Linked DNA regions of Homo sapiens: region 2 is linked to region 1. A link is an interaction called in ENCODE POLR2A ChIA-PET data of the cell type or tissue named here. Cell type or tissue: GM12878. All regions are shown on one strand.

Region 1 (5,000 bases):
CTGTATGACACTGCATCTTCTACCTCCATCCATACCCATTCTCCTGCCCCTCACCCCTTACGCTTCATCTTCACCCAGTGATCCCACTCAGCTTCAATATAATTGCTGTTGAACAGTGGAATGCCTTTGCACCACCTTGCAGAGGTTAAGTCGGGTTTCCTTGCAGCCATGATCCAATTCTCACCCCTTCCTCACCCCCAGTGGAGACCACTGCAATTAAGGAAATACTACCTTTTCTTAAACGGAAGATGAATGTCAGTGCTACACCAAGGCATAATAAGATGGCTCCCAGAATTACCAAGTGAGTCCTTTCATTTGGAGGATGTGCCAGAGGTAGTTCTGAAAAACAAAACAAAACGAAAACAAACTGACTAAAGATAAAATTTTGATGGGAAGGGGTCAGGAGAATGGTCATCCTTGAAGTTTAGTTTAGCTTTAGGATAATTTTCTTAAATGCCAAAGTTTGAGTGGCTGGAATGGCGAGATACCTGTGTTAAAATGGGAACAGCATGGAGAAGTGTGAGAAGCCCAGGCTTTGAAAAGGTGGTGCTGGGGCTAAATTCTGCTGCCCTTAACCAGTTTTGAGGTCTTGGGCAAGATACTTAACCAGTGTACAAAATACAAATGCTAATACATTTCTTGTGAGGCTAATATTTATAATGTGCTTGCACAGTACCACATGGAGTGGCTGCTCACTATTAAATGGCGGCCTTGATTATTTCACTTCCTCTTGCTTTTTTTTTTTTTTTTTGAGGCAGAGTCTTTCTCTGTTGCCCAGGGTGGAGTGCAGTGGCGCAATCTGGGCTCACTGCAACTTCCGCCTCCCAGGTTCAAGCAATTCTTGTGCCTCAGTCTCCCGAGTAGCTGGGATTACAGGTGCACACCACCACACCCAGCTAATTTTTATATTTTTAGTAAAGGCAGAGTTTCACCATGTTGGCCAGGCTGGTCACAAACTCCTGACCTCAAGTGATCTGCCCACCTTGGCCTCCCAAAGTGCTGAGATTACAGGCATGAGCCTCCGCTCCTGGCCCCTCTTGCATTCTTTAATATAGAAGCTAGTAGCCTACAGTACATGGCAGAGATGGCCCACAGTAGAACATGGAAGGCCAACCAGCACTGCTAAGGAGCTCCCACCTCCTCCTATCTGTCATCATGATTGGAGGCCAATGCTTGTTGTCTTATCTTTCTCTGCAGTTTGAACATCTCTGGACAACAAGCCATTAGTATCTCTTACTAGGCTCCTTGTCTGGGGTACCATGCAGGAGGAAAGGGGGTCCCATGGTACACAGATGTTCAGAGGCTGCTAACTCCCACCTCTCACCCTTAGTCAGCTCCTGCCTGGCTCAGCTCTCCACTGAGACCCATGATCCATCTTTGACTACCCAGGTGAAACTTTAAAGACACAACAACAGCCAGCTTTTTCCGTAACTTACAGTTTACAATGCCTGTTCACGTATGTTTTATTTCAGTTTCAGAACAACTTTATGAGTTAGGCATGCCAGGTATTTAAAAAAAAATCCCCAATTTACAGATGAGGAAACAGACTCAGTGCAGTTAGGTGAGTTACTGTAGGCCACCCAACAAGTAAGTTGTCATAAAACAGCTTGTAAATGGCAGGAACCCACTAATCTAGCTTTTACTGAAAGCCAGTTCAATACCTGAGGACTCGTACCCCAGTAAGAGCATCCCCATCATTTTCTAAAGTTTTTTCCCCCTCTTTCTGTTCACAACACCGTCCTGGATTATCTTTTCCTATTGATTGACTTTTCTATCTAATTTTTCAGTTGTTTTTGCTGAAGTACGTGGCATTTTCCTATCAACATGTATTGGGGGAGGGGGCAGTGAGCAGCTCTTCTCAGAATATCTTTGTGTTTATATTAAATATCATGCTCACTCGCCTCACTTTCTTTCACATTCTGAGCCTCTCATCAGACTCTGTCTCCCACCCTACCTACTTCTGTAGAGTAGTGAGATAAAAAAAAATAGTTGAATTTGTGCAGGCAATGGTCTCAAATCATTTTCATACACTGTTGCTAATCTGACCCTTACAATAAGCTTGCTCAGTAGATTATAATCCTACAGGGAAAGTGAAGCACACAGAAGTCTAGTAATTTGCCCAGGGACACACAGCCTCATGTTCTATGCACTAAGCAGACTGCTAGAGTTGAAATATTGTAGACTACCTTGGGAGAGGCACCGGGGAGAAAGGGTCCCTCATGTTTGGCATAAGATAGAAAAATATGTTCCATTTATTTCCTGCCACCCTGGAAAGAGGGAAGCAGCTCTGATGTGCCAGGATTTGGATTCCTGAAACAAGGCCTGAATTGAGTATTCCTCTCAGGTATTCCCCAGGTTTCCCGGCTATGAAAGCATTTCCCACATGGTGTTGGATTGCCTGTTTTTTGTTTGTTTCTTAGTTTTTTATCTGTTTCCTGAAGAGTGTGAACTGAGTCTTATTATTCTATGTGTATCCAATGAGTACTACAATGCATGGAACAAAAGGTATATTCCATAAATATCTGCTGAATGTTTATTAAGTAACAATATGGTTTGGATGAATGGAGGTGAGGAATTAGGATATATTTTGTAAACATAGTGTTATTCATTCATTCATTTATTCAACAATCACTGAATGACTATGATAGGCAGACATCATGCTAGGTGCTAGGGGACAGTGTTAGACATATTTTAATGGACACATTCAGAATATTACCTGGGATGACCAATTCAGCTGTATGGTTTTCCTCAGGATCTAATCTCCTAAAAGTGCAGTAGAAAATCTCATTAGTTGTTGTGTTGATTCTCAGTGTGCTGGTCACATTGAAAAGCTTCTCCTCTCTCTTGGAATTGGTGGTGGTGGTCTTACCACTCAGGACTTGATGGTCACTGCTTGTCCAGATGACTTCGGCCTTGGGGTAGCCCTCAGCCTGACATGTCAGTTCATGTTCAGAGGTGACTGGATCCACAACCAAAATTCTTTGGTTGATTTTGTTGTATGGGGCTAGGACATAAACAAAAAGAAGTCAGGGCTTTTGCTGAGCACAGAACTACGTACATAGCTTGATGCTGTCCACATTAGAAAGAGTATCAATGCAGGCTGGTTCTCAGAGGGATATGCTTAATGTTCAGATGCCTCAGCCGTGGGGAACACCTGCTAGCTCTGCCTCAATTCAATTCAAAGTTGGGACAAGTTTGGATTAATAGGAATGACTATCTTTCTATAAAAATCATGTTGGTACATTTATTGGGCTCAAACAAAATGTAAAGATTAATTTACACTAAAACCCCAGACTTCACCACTATGTAATATATCCATGTGACAACACTGCTCTTGTACCCCTTAAATTTCTACAAAAAATAATTTAAAGAGAATTATCTTTAAACCAGAAGTCTTTCTATTCAAATACAAAATATCCCTCTCCATTTGTTCAGGTTTTCATATGTTTCTCAGTAAAGTGCTTCTTCTTAAATTTATTCTTGGATATTTTATTTTTGTTGTTATAAATCTGTCTTTATAAACATGAATCTCTCCAGCTGGTATGCTTTCTTTTCTTAGACTTCAGTAAACAGAAAACCTGATTTTGAGGTGTCATTCACTTTTCTGATTTGAAGTCAATGATCAGAAATTAGATATGAAAATACATAGTATTTCATCTGTAAACAGTGATATATGTTCCTGGTGATACTTTTTAATGTTTAAATTTGTTCTTTATTTTAGAAGTTTTAAATTTACAAAAAAGTTGCAAAGATAGTATAGAGTTACTGTATACTCCTTACCCGGTTTCCTCTATTGTTAGTATCTTACATTACCATGGTACAATCGTCATAACTAAGGACGTTAGTACATTATTAATAACTAAACTGCATAATTTATTCCATTCCTCCAGTTTTTCCCTAATATCCTTTTTCTGTTCTGGGATGCTATCTAGGATACCACATTATGATATTTACATTTTAAGCTTTTAAATGCTGGCTATTTTAATAAATCATTTAAGTAATTATGCTCAAGGAAGAAAGTTTGATTCAATTTTAGATCATTGGTTTGGGACCCTTTCAGGATTAAGATACGTAGTTTGCTGACAATTCTAGTAGATTGTTTAGTGCACCTATATAGCATAAGAGCTTTATTCATGTTTATTCATTACAAGTACATTAACATGTTCTTATTTTGTTGGTATAATCTTTTTTTTACTTCTAATACTATAGTGTAACCACTAATGATCTAGAGCCTTAATTCTCCATTCCTTTACCAAGGACAGCAATAGATTTGTGAGGTAATTTCTTCACAGAGAGTTAATACAAAACGGCTAGGATCAAATGAAACTGAAATAAATAATGAGTGATGTTTTGATACTCCTATATCAATGAAACCACTACCAGTGGAAACACTGGAAATCAATAAAATTATGATTTCAAAACACAAAAATAATAGTTCTTATGTGTAGGTTGCTTTGGGGTAGCTACGGATTTTCAAATTCTCTTATCTAATTTTGACTAAACTAACCATCTTACAAAATTAAACAACTAATTAAAAAGTTTCCCACAAAGAAACTGAGGACTGAAGATAATACTAATAATTCAAGCACAACCCAGAGGAAACAGCAGAAGTGACACTTTTTATCGGCCACTGTATGAGGTGGTAAACAGTAAGTACTTAATTAGACCTCGCAGTGTTATATAAAAAAACACAAACCTCAAGATTATTGACACCATCCACCTTTGTTAATGATAAAGTTCACCCTAAGGTATATTATGCCTTGACATATTAGCTAATGATAGTGAAGCATCACAATTAGTAAAAACTGAAAATATTGTTTATTAAATTTTTATTTCAACCTCTTAAAATGTCTGTTTTTGTACAAATGTCTATTAGGTTGAACCAGATGTAACTGGTAACATTCAACCTTTTTTTGCTCTTCAAAAACGGCAGTTTCTTATGATACAACTTATATATTAACAGAAAGTAAAATTTTTATAATTACACACAAATGTGCATG
Region 2 (5,000 bases), 72 kb before region 1:
CTGTCTAAATTGTTTCTTTTCATTCATTGAAACTCACTTCCAATTTCACCTTCCCTACAGAATTTTATCTTAATGTAACATATTTTTGTTTGACAGATTTTGTATTGATTATCGTTATATGTCTTTACAACAACAAAATATTTATAGCTATTGAAATGAAAACTTTTCTCTTGTGACTATGAAGCTTTAAATGTTCAGGGTGTTCTGCATTAAGATCTAATTTTTTTTTTTAACAGTAAGTTTTAGGGTACATGTGCACAACGTGCAGGTTTGTTACATATGTATACATGTGCCATATTGGTGTGCTGCACCCATTAACTTGTCATTAAACATTAGGTATATCTCCTAATGCTATCCCTCTCCCCTCCCCCGACCACACAACAGTCCCCAGTGTGTGATGTTCCCCTCCCTGTGTCCATGTGTTCTCATTGTTCAATTCCCACCTATGAGTGAGAACATGCGGTGTTTGGTTTTTTGTCCTTGGGATAGTTTGCTGAGAATGATGGTTTCCAGCTTCATCCATGTCCCTACGAAGGACATGAACTCATCATTTTTTATGGCTGCATAGTATTCTATGGTGTATACGTGCCACATTTTCTTAATCCAGTCTATCGTTGTTGGACATTTATTTCTATTATTATTAACACATATTTGATCAAAATGTAAAATGTTATGAATATTGATAATTATTAAACATGAAAGATGAAAATTTATTGGGAATGTGTCCCTTAATAAGATGGATATGGCTCTCTTTTCCAAATTATTCATGAATCCGAAGAACCATATGACATGGTTGGAATGATTTTATATAATAGAATTCAGCCTCAATTCTATTTCTATTTTTCATTTTTTTGTAGCTTATAAAGGCTAAGGAATCTTGTTCGTATGAGTAAATCAATGGGAATGGAAGCAGTTTCGTTACAGCAATGCCATTTCATTCTTTGACCTGATTTACATGGCAAAAATTACTCATTTTTGATTATCAGTTATTAACTTTATAAGGGCCTCCTTCAATTTTGTTGAAAGCAGAAAATTAGATACCACATTATTTGCAAAAGGGTTTTTAGTCATAACAGTTCCATCAGGTGTCAATGTTCCCAATCATTCTTTTATTTAACACTATAGAGGGTTTTACACCCTGGGACAATGGACTATATTCATGATGAGTGAGTGGTAGGCTTAAAAGAGGAAGTGTTTTAGGGGAACCCCAAGAGCCTTGCCTGGCATGCACATTGTCAGGCTCGTCAATTTTGGGAACGAGTATTTGGGGAAGATGAGGATCTAGGAACTCACTTCCTAAAACTGCCTGTGCCCATACATCCCTTGAAAAGTCTTTGTAATCCCCAAATATCCCAGTTTGATGACCAACACTATAAGGAACAAATCTCTCCACAACTGAGAAATCCCTGATCTAGGTAAGGAGTAGGCAGGGTGCCTCCCCAGGAATGAGAGACAGTTCTCAGTTTGAGAGAATGGGCAGAAGGCCTGGCCCATTAATACAGCATTCAGATAGAGATCAATAAAAACAGAGGTGGTGATTTAGGGTTGCAGATATTCGAGTACATCAAGGCATCCTGAGAATGTACAGCCTTACATTAAGGGAACTCAGACAAACTTCAGTGTTCTAGAGTTCCTCCCAGCTGCTGCCTGGATGTAGGAAATGCAATAAAGATAGAAAACAGTTACATCTAGGCTAATGGCTTTCCTGGTGACTCATTGATGGTTGAGGTGTGAGGAGGTCACTGCCCCTGTAACAACTGAGGGTCTTTTAACCAAGTCTCTGGACACTTATTATATGCCGGGTACCATGCTCAGTTCTTTATGTTCATTATCTCTCTCAATGTTGACAACAATCCTGTGTGTTTGGTACTACTATTGTTCGTCTTCTACAAATAAGCAAAATGTGAGGTTATGAAAGGCAAAATAACCTGCCCAAGGATAAGGGCGAACACAATATTCATCCTCATGTCCAGTCCCTCTAGTTTGTCCTTCTTTGTACCAGATCATAAAGTCACACACTTTCTGCCAAGGTTAATGGTTTTTTGGGGCCAAAACCCACAAACCCTCTAGAAGACAGTACAGACCATCTGAGGTCCAATGCGTGGGAGGGGAAGAGGCCAGAGAAATATTGGCATCATTTATCTCAGAGCATTCAAGCCTGGAGACCATAAGCCAATGAACAAGCAAAATCTATTTTTTATAGTTGTTATATGTCTTTCCTCAAATCACCTTTTCTAGAACAAACAAGAGTGTGAAGATTCTCTTTATATTTAGATTTTCAATTGTGCTGGAGTGGAGAGATCCCTGAATCCAGAGGAATAGGGACAGCTATAGACTTCATGGGACTCTCTTGGGCTACCCACTTCCCTTCTCTGGATCTCAGCTACTTCATCTGCAATAAATAGGGCTTGCATTTGAGCAGTGTTTTCCAAACTTGTAACTTTTTATGATCCAAAGTAAGAAAAAAAAAATTTATACCATGACCCAACACGCACACACACACACACGTCCCTCAGAAATTAGTTTTACAGTACTCAGTCCTACTCTGTGATGTCGTCTGATCTACTCTGTCTATTCTCTTCTATACATTATTTTTTAAAGGGCGGGAAACGTGCATCTGGTTGCTACTCACTAAATTGATATTTTAATCCATGAATGGGCGGCAAACCATGGTTTTAAAAACTCTGGATTCAGGGTATAAACTATTGAAAAAGAGTATCTTAATAATCAAGTCAGGGATGTTCCATGGGAGAATTGTGAATTAGGCAAAGCTTATTTTTCATACCCTCCCACATTTCAGGGACTAATTTTCCTGGCTTCCTCCAGTCCCATTTTATTCCTATAGGTCCTACCCCCTTTCACTTGTACTTCGGCTGCTTTGTACTCAGATGTCAAAAATTATTTCCGAGCAGATGCTTTCATTTTCTCTGAAATAGCTGTCTCCTTAAAAGCAGCCTGCTTGTTTTTGCTTGAGCTACCTTTAATGGGTTTCTGTGACTTGCAGATCCTCTGTTGGAGAGATGCTTCCATGGATTCTAGTCCTTGACACCACTCACCTTTGACTTTCAGAGTCAGGTACTTGTAGTCCCAGGCGACCCCATAGATGATTATGCATTGGTACTGTCCTTCGTCCCTCACTTGGACTTGAGGTATGTGGAACGAGGCCTTCCCTAGGGGCAGCTGCTCCTCCAGCAAAGTGGCTCTTTCACGGTGTGGGGATGTATCATTTTCCACCTTTTGCAAACTGGCTGTTATTGCTCCAAGGTTCACATGACTTCCAGTGTCAAAGTTGCATTCCAGGGTCACATTGCTGCCATGCTCTATTATGTACAGTTCCTTAGGGACTGTCACTGTGAATAAAGCTGAAAAGAAAACAAGATATTTTGTCATTGTCTGCCTTTACTTTACATTCCAGTTCTTACGAAGTGTAACCTGAGACCCATCTCACCCCCATTTTCCAAAAGGCACCTGTCTTATCTGGACATTCCCGTGGCGAATCCTTTTTCTCCTTTGCCCCATCCATCTGGGCAAGAGTGGGATTCTTGACCCGCTGATCTGAGGTGGCTCTCTCCTCCAAACATTCCCTCCTGTGCAGCTGACTGCCCTTTGCTCCTCTCTGGGCACCCCAGCAAGAGCTTCTGGTGGACAGCACTGCTTGCTCTCAGAGGCCTCTCCCACCTCCAGTCCCTGACCCCCCAAGCCCTGCAGTCATTCCAGGTCATCTGTCATATAAGAACAAAATGCTTCCTTTCGACTTCCCTACCATCAAGGTCTGAGCTCATGTTACTTAAATACCTTCACATCCTATTCTCCAGGTTTGTTTCCCTCAATCCATATTGATTAATCCATATATTTTTGTGCCAGGTATCACTTCCTCTCACCAGTGATGGTAATAATAACTATTACTTGTTGAATTCTTACAATTGTCAGACACTCTGCTAACACATCGTCTCACTGAGCTTCTTCCCAGAAGCCAGCAAGGTAGGTAATAATATTCTATCCTTTTTTTCAGAAAACAAAAATGAGGCACAAAAAGGTTAAGTAACTTGCCCAAGATTGCACAGCCAGAATCAGATCAGGTATTTCTAACCACCACATCATACAAGCCCACTGTAGATGCTTTCTATTTTCTGACAATAAAGGGAAAGGAAAAATGGAACTGATACTTAATGTATATCTAGTATGTTCTATGCCAGGCACTGTGCTAGGTACTTTTAACTATATTGTTTAATACTGAAAACATGACCGTGAAACCTGTTTTGTCATTATGGTTATATAGTTGAGGAAACTGGCTCCAAGCAGTTCACTTCAGGACATATGTTAGTAAAGTTAAAATCCAGAGCCAGTCAGATGTTTGACTACAAAATCCGTAGTTTCCACTCAGAGTTTACCAAAATGTGAGGGACACGCCACTAGAAGTATGTAAGATGATTTTAGATGAGGCAGAATCAAAGCCTAAAGGGAGTTAAATTATTCAGAGAGGAATTTATTCCCTTTTCAATTCTATTTTAATCCTTCAATTGCATATAATTTCAACTAGACTTCCACACCTCTAACACTGGCTATTTTTCCTTTTAATCAAACAGGAAGCTTCCGGGTAGATAACAGTATCTGGGTAGGATTTGATAACACTGCTTTATTTTCACTGCATTTATTTTTCTTCCTATTCTCTATTTACCAGTGCAAATGATACTTGTTTTTCATCTACCACAGGGGTATGTGGCTTTATTTTTTAAAAGTTGAATTGATCTAAATAGTTCTATAAAAAAAGCATAAGGAGTGGCCAAACTAGTAAAGGTAGTGTTACATCAATAAAGTGTGAAAAATGACAAAATTAGGCTGCTTCCATCATTAATGAATGGGTATTCATTATGATGGAGGTATAGGAAAATCTTGAAGTAGTTTCTGAATAATCACAGAAGATTAGATCAAATTATGTTCAGTAGAGCTTGCTTCATTCATTTATTCATTCATTCAATCAAATCATTCATTCAACAAAT

Evidence for each region. ChIA-PET counts read pairs that join two places held together with the same protein. Peaks named below come from ENCODE experiments on the same cell type or tissue, not always from the same donor. Only the 100,000 strongest peaks of a DNase experiment are listed, where the experiment ranks them.
Region 2: POLR2A ChIA-PET joins it to region 1 with 5 read pairs; 6 of 35 experiments call an interaction of 5 or more read pairs at or near these places.

The regions. Positions count from the first base shown.
Region 1 is chr9:5,460,838-5,465,837 of GRCh38, reverse strand. It overlaps CD274 (CD274 molecule), which reads right to left. Exons shown (of 7, transcript NM_014143.4): 4 at 2,717-3,004; 5 at 232-339. The region is part of intron 2 of INCR1 (interferon stimulated noncoding RNA 1); the gene reads left to right. Among named protein-coding and RNA genes, the nearest start is that of CD274, 13 kb to the right of the region's middle. In GM12878, no CTCF peak of the experiment used is centred here; no DNase peak of the experiment used is centred here.
Region 2 is chr9:5,533,107-5,538,106 of GRCh38, reverse strand. PDCD1LG2 (programmed cell death 1 ligand 2) reads right to left here. Exons shown (of 7, transcript NM_025239.4): 3 at 3,057-3,362. The region is part of intron 1 of INCR1 (interferon stimulated noncoding RNA 1); the gene reads left to right. Among named protein-coding and RNA genes, the nearest start is that of PDCD1LG2, 25 kb to the right of the region's middle. In GM12878, no CTCF peak of the experiment used is centred here; no DNase peak of the experiment used is centred here; H3K27ac peaks cover 1,818 bases.